Regions from separate parts of the Homo sapiens genome. Here region 2 is linked to region 1. A link is an interaction called in ENCODE POLR2A ChIA-PET data of the cell type or tissue named here. Cell type or tissue: A673. All regions are shown on one strand. Links, peaks and the distances in the headings refer to the core of each region. The heading gives the core; the rest is flanking DNA.

Region 1 (2,901 bases), core at 157-2,656:
GTGCCCCCGGTAAGAGGCCCTCCCTTCTCAGGGTGGACTTGGCACTGAAACAGCTGGGACACATCCGCGAGTACGAACAGCGCCTGAAAGTGCTGGAGCGGGAGGTGAGGCCTTGGGGCCTGGCTGGGGGACTGTGGCAGGGGTCCCATCTCCCGCTCTGACATTCCTCCCATTCCGCAGGTCCAGCAGTGTAGCCGCGTCCTGGGGTGGGTGGCCGAGGCCCTGAGCCGCTCTGCCTTGCTGCCCCCAGGTGGGCCGCCACCCCCTGACCTGCCTGGGTCCAAAGGTCAGTGTGTAGCATCAGCCTGTGCATCTCCAGCCTCTGTTCCTGTATTTTTGCGTGTTTTTCTCTCTCGGCACCTTTCCAGTGTCCCTGGGTCACTCTCTTGGTCTCCTTTGAGCCTTTTGTACTCTCGCCTTCGTCTTTCTTCTTTTTTGCCAGTCTCCCAGTTTTTCTGTCTCTCCCCTTCCCTGCCAATCACCTGCTCTCTCTTTTCTCTCTTCCCCCAGACTGAGCCCTGCTGGCGGACTTCAAGGAGAAGCCCCCACAGGGGATTTTGCTCCTAGAGTAAGGCTCATCTGGGCCTCGGCCCCCGCACCTGGTGGCCTTGTCCTTGAGGTGAGCCCCATGTCCATCTGGGCCACTGTCAGGACCACCTTTGGGAGTGTCATCCTTACAAACCACAGCATGCCCGGCTCCTCCCAGAACCAGTCCCAGCCTGGGAGGATCAAGGCCTGGATCCCGGGCCGTTATCCATCTGGAGGCTGCAGGGTCCTTGGGGTAACAGGGACCACAGACCCCTCACCACTCACAGATTCCTCACACTGGGGAAATAAAGCCATTTCAGAGGAATCGTGTCCGGAGGCTTGATTCCTGGGGGAGCTGGTGGGTGTCTAGATCCAGGATGGGAGCTGGAGCTGGGGTGTTGGGTTTGGGGTTCTTGGTGGATTTGCTGCTGTAATTCAGATATTTTGGAGTCCGTTTCCTCCCTTGAGCCCCATTGTTCTTGCCGGAGACCCAGCACTTCTGTCTGCACTGTTCTGACGGCTCTCGCTTCAGTAGGACAAGACCCCATCTGTACCCCCTCCCACCCAGTTTCAACTTTCCAGTGGAAAAATAACTCAGTGATAATAAGCAAATTATTTCCTGGAATGGAGGTGGGTGGGTGTTGTGTACATCTGCTTTGGCAATAGGGAAACGGATGATGCAAATTTGAGTAGATAAATGCATACGTGTCTTTAAAAAGTCTAATTAGTGGGAAATTGCAGGCCAGGCGCACACAGGGTTGAGGCAAATATGTGTGATTATACATGCAGCTTAACTAAATAACCCATAACAAGCTAAACTGGTAATGACAAGGTTGAACTGACAGCAATCATTAGTTAAATAGCAAGAAAGCCACCAACAACCAACACATCCAAAAATCAAAACCAAACATCCTTCCTCCAAATTGGAGGAGATCCAAGTATCTGTCACCGTGGGTGCAGAGTAGCGTTGAAACATTGCCAAGTGTTGTGTGGCAACTGCAACTTCTCTGGAAGATGCTGAGTTAGTTCTCACCAACCCAAGTAGTAATAATCACTGTAATGTAACCTACTTCCTTCCTTCCTTCCTTCCTTCCTTCCTTCCTTCCTTCCTCCCTCCCTCCTTTCCTCCCTTCCTCCCTCCTTCCCTCCCTCCTTCTTCCTTCCTTTCTTTTCTTCTTTTTTTTTTTTTTTTTTTTTGAGACAGAGTCTCTCTCTGTCACCCAGGCTGGAGTGCAGTGGCACGATCTCAGGTCACTGCAACCTCCGCTTCCTGGGTTCAAGCAGTTCTCCTACCTCAGCCTCTGGAGTAGCTAGGATTACAGGTGCCCGCCACCATGCCCGGCTAATTTTTGTATTTTTGGTAGAGACGGGGTTTCACCATGTTGGCCAGGCTGGTCCCAAACTCCTCATCTCAGGTGATCTGCCTGCCTCGGCCTTCCAAAGTGCTGGAATTACAGGTGTGAGCCACCACACCCGGCCACTTTTTCTTCTTTTCTTTCAATAAGGTCTCACTCTGTCACCCAGGCAGAAATGCAGTGACTCAATCACAGCTCACTGCAACCTCCACCTCCTGGGCTCAAGCAATTCTCCCACTCAGCCTCCTGAGTAGCTGGTTCTACAGGCTCACACCACCATGCCCGGCTAATTTTTTGGATTTTTGGTAGAGATGGGGTCTCACCATATTGCCCTGGCTGGTCTCAAACTCCTGGGGTCAAGTGATCCACTCACCTCGGCCTCTCAGAGTGCTGGGATTACAGGCGTGAGCCACCGTACCCGGCCTCCAGTACTTTCTATATATGTGTGTCCAGCATTGTTTTAAGTGCTTCACGTGCGCTACATCAGTGAACCCTATGATAACCATACAAGGTAGGTTCTATTATTGTCTCCATTTTGCAGATGAGAAAAGTGAGACACAGAAAAGTAGCTCAAATAAAGTCACACATAGAAAGTAGCTGAGTTGGGGGTTGGGCGTGGTGGCTCATGCCTGTAAAACAGCACTTTGGGAAGCCAAGCAAGTGGATCACTTGAGGCCAGGAGTTCGAGACCAGCCTGGCCAATATAGCAAAACCCCATCACTACTAAAAATACAAAAATTAGCCGGGTGTGGTAGCGGACACCTGTAGTCCCAGCTACTCGGGAGGCTGAGGCAGGAGAATCACTTGAACCCAGGAGGCGGAGATTGCAGTGAACCGAAATTGTGCCACTGCACTCCAGCCTGGGTGACAGAGCAAGACTCTGTTTCAAAAGAATAATAAAAAATAAAAATGGAAAGTGGCTGCGTTGGAACAGAAATCTGGGCAATCCAGAGAGCATCTGTAATGCACGATTTTATATTTGGAAATGTCAACTGCCGTGAAGTCACAGGAACTCACT
Region 2 (2,901 bases), core at 207-2,706, 340 kb before region 1:
GGAGGCCCCTTGGGTCTTATTGTCAGAGAAGGGTCTCTCCTTATAGGATTTCATTAGTGGGTAGATTGGATGGCGAGAGATAGGACAGCAAGTTCTGGCACTAATCAAGAGCAGCCACTACTTCTCAGAACTCGAGGGGCCTCATGGCTGGGGAGCGGCTTTATCTTAGCAACCAGGGTCAAGGGAGGTTGTTACTCTGGTTTAGAATTAGGAAAATACAAAGGGTGGGGACAGAGCTGGGAGTGCCTCTGAATTCCTAGCTGCGGTGTGTAGGCAATTTGGGACCTTACTATGTCTGGCAGACCCCGTTGCTAAGGATCTTTGTCCTTAACAACCAGAGTCCTTGGGGAAACAGAAGGATGGGCGGCCCAGAGCCCCACCTTCCTCCCCATCCCCGCCAGGAAGCTCAAACCTTGGGGCTCAGGCTGCTGAGCGAGGAGATGGTGGAGGCGCTGCTGGCCAGGCTCAGGCTGCTGCGAGGTCGGCTCCCCTCCATCAAGGGCTGGGGGAGAGAAAGAAAGGGGCTGTGTCTCTGCAGTGACGGGTGTGAGACAGAGATGGGGTCAGGGGCTTGGAGGTCGGAGGAGGCTGCAGAGAAAGAGCCTGTTGTTTCGGGACTTGGGGGGCTGGGGGAGGCCATGGCCCGTGACCACATACCAAGAGTGGTGCCAAGAGAGGTAGGCGGCCCTGGCAGCTGCGGGAGGGGGCAGCTGTCTGCAGCCCAGGCCAGAGAATAGGGGCTTCTTTATTCCTGCCCACTGCACTCAGGCCAGGAATTTGACCCTCTCTGTGCTTAGGGACTCCCCATTCCCTGCCTCCTTCCGGCTGCCCCAGGCTACCTGTCTCCCGCCCTCCCACATGCACCCCCAAACCACCCCTGCCAACTCCCCAAGCCAAGCCCTGCGGCACCAGGAATGTGAACCCAGAGAGCCCCTCCCAGCCCAGCCAGGGAACTTACCCAGCTCTGGGGTCCCAGTGACGGGGGGGCAAGAGGACGGTGTGGGTGCTGCGGCACCTAGGCAGTCTCCCGCCTCCTTTGTCTCTTAGCTGCTGTCTCTCATAGTTCTCAATCTCTCTCCTCACCTGCTCACTCACACTTTTTGTCTCTTTGTCTCCTGTCTCTTACGGTCTCTCTCTCTCTCTCTTCCTTTTACACTACCTCTCTCCCCACTCTCACTTTCTGTGTCTCCCTCTGATCTCTGTCTCTTCCAGTCTCTCTCTCACTCATTCTCTCCCTCTCTCTCTCTCTCCAATCTTTCTGTTTCTGTCCAAATCTTTTATTGTCAGACTCACAGGGTCTCTTCCTTAAGTCTCTGTCTCATTCTCTCTCTCTCTCTCTCTCTGTCTCTCAGTCATCCCCTGTGTCCTCTCTCCTTCACACTCAGTCTCTTCCTCTTTCTCTCTGGCTCTGCCGTTTCCTCCCTTTTCTCTTTCCGATTTCCCTTCTCACTTTCTCCCTTCCTCCCTCTCCCAGTTTCTCTTTCCTCTCTGCTGGTCTTTCCCTGCCTCTGCCAGCCGCCCACGCTGCTGTTCTCCCCTCCCAATCCCGGCTGTCCCCGCCCCTTCTGGCCTCCCCACTACAGCCTGACCTCTGGCTCAGCTGCCCCCATAGCTGAAGGGAGGGGCTTGGGCCCCCCAATTCCCAGGTCCCCTAAGGACCAAGGTTGGGACTTCTCAGTGTTTGGAGAGTTGGACTTGAGGCCTGCACTCCAGGGCCCCCGTGGGTTTGCTGCTGTGGTTGGGGGCCTGAGCCACTGGTGTCCTAAACGGAGGAGGCTTGTGTCCTGCAAGGGGTGGGGACTCAAATTTCCAAAGCCCTGGAGGGAATGGGTTAGGGATCCAGACTCCTGGGTGCCCGAGAAGGTCTGAGCTAGGATCAGGACTCCTGAGTCGTGAAAGAGCTGGGGGTCTGGAAACATGGCTGTGCTTGGAAGGGGCCAGGGACGGTTTGTCCAGGTCCCCTAGGGAGAAAAGGGGATGGTCCCAGTAGGGCAGGGTGAAATGGAGAGTTCCAAACCTCCACCTCAGATCCAGGTGAGAATTCTCTTCTAGACTGAGGACAACTCCCTCAGGAGAGAGACATGATTCCTTGGTATATTTTGAGGAACAAGATTATGCATCCGTAGGCAGGGGAGGAGAGCGGGGGGCTGGAACTGTCACCCAGGGCCTGGAACTTGTAGCAGAAGCGCCCCCACCCGCACAAAGAGTGCCACCCAGGCAGAATCGCGGCTTGTGGGGGCAGAGCTACTGCCTAAGTCTGAAGCAGATGACACCCAGGAGTGGAGCCTTGTGCCTGTGACCGGGAAGGAATCTGAGCTTTCGGTTTAACTGCCATTCACCATGCACCTGTTGAGCACCTACTGTGTGCAGGCACTGTCTGTTGCAGCCACTGAGAAGAAAGCAGTGAGCCCTGGCTGGGTGCAATGGCTCACGCCTGTAATCCCAGCACTTTGGGAGGCCAAGGCAGGAGGATCGCTTGAGACCAGGAGTTCAACACCAGCCTGGGCATCATAGCGAGACCTTGTCTCTATTTAGAAAATGAATTTCTTTTTTTTTTTTTTTTGAGGCGGTGTTTTGCTCTGTCGCCAGGCTGGAGTGCAGTGGCGTGATCTCGGCTCACTGCAACCTCCGCCTCCCGGGTTCAAGCGATTCTCCTGACTCAGCCTCCTGAGTAGCTGGAACTACAGGCACATGCCACTGCACCCGGCCTAAATTAATTATTATTATTATTTTTTTGAGACGGAGTCTCGCTCTGTCGCCCAGGCTGGAGTACAGTGGCACGATCTCAGCTCACTGCAAGCTCTGCCTCCCAGGTTCACGCCATTCTCCTGCCTCAGCCTCCCGAGTAGCTGGGACTACAGGTGCCCACCACCACGCCCGGCTAATTTATTTTGTATTTTT

What was found. Peaks named below come from ENCODE experiments on the same cell type or tissue, not always from the same donor. Only the 100,000 strongest peaks of a DNase experiment are listed, where the experiment ranks them.
Region 2: POLR2A ChIA-PET joins it to region 1 with 5 read pairs; 4 of 35 experiments call an interaction of 5 or more read pairs at or near these places.

The regions. Positions count from the first base shown.
Region 1 is chr19:49,210,984-49,213,884 of GRCh38, forward strand. It overlaps TRPM4 (transient receptor potential cation channel subfamily M member 4), which reads left to right. Exons shown (of 25, transcript NM_017636.4): 23 at 32-104; 24 at 181-286; 25 at 511-853. The coding sequence ends at 515. Among named protein-coding and RNA genes, the nearest start is that of TRPM4, 55 kb to the left of the region's middle. RefSeq lists an enhancer at 1-286. In A673, for the core only: no CTCF peak of the experiment used is centred there; a DNase peak (open chromatin) is centred at 1,488; H3K4me3 peaks cover 1,304 bases; H3K27ac peaks cover 2,500 bases.
Region 2 is chr19:48,867,125-48,870,025 of GRCh38, forward strand. It overlaps PLEKHA4 (pleckstrin homology domain containing A4), which reads right to left and starts at 1,493. Exons shown (of 20, transcript NM_020904.3): 1 at 959-1,493; 2 at 413-502. The coding sequence starts at 496. In A673, for the core only: no CTCF peak of the experiment used is centred there; a DNase peak (open chromatin) is centred at 1,517; H3K4me3 peaks cover 1,131 bases; H3K27ac peaks cover 1,996 bases.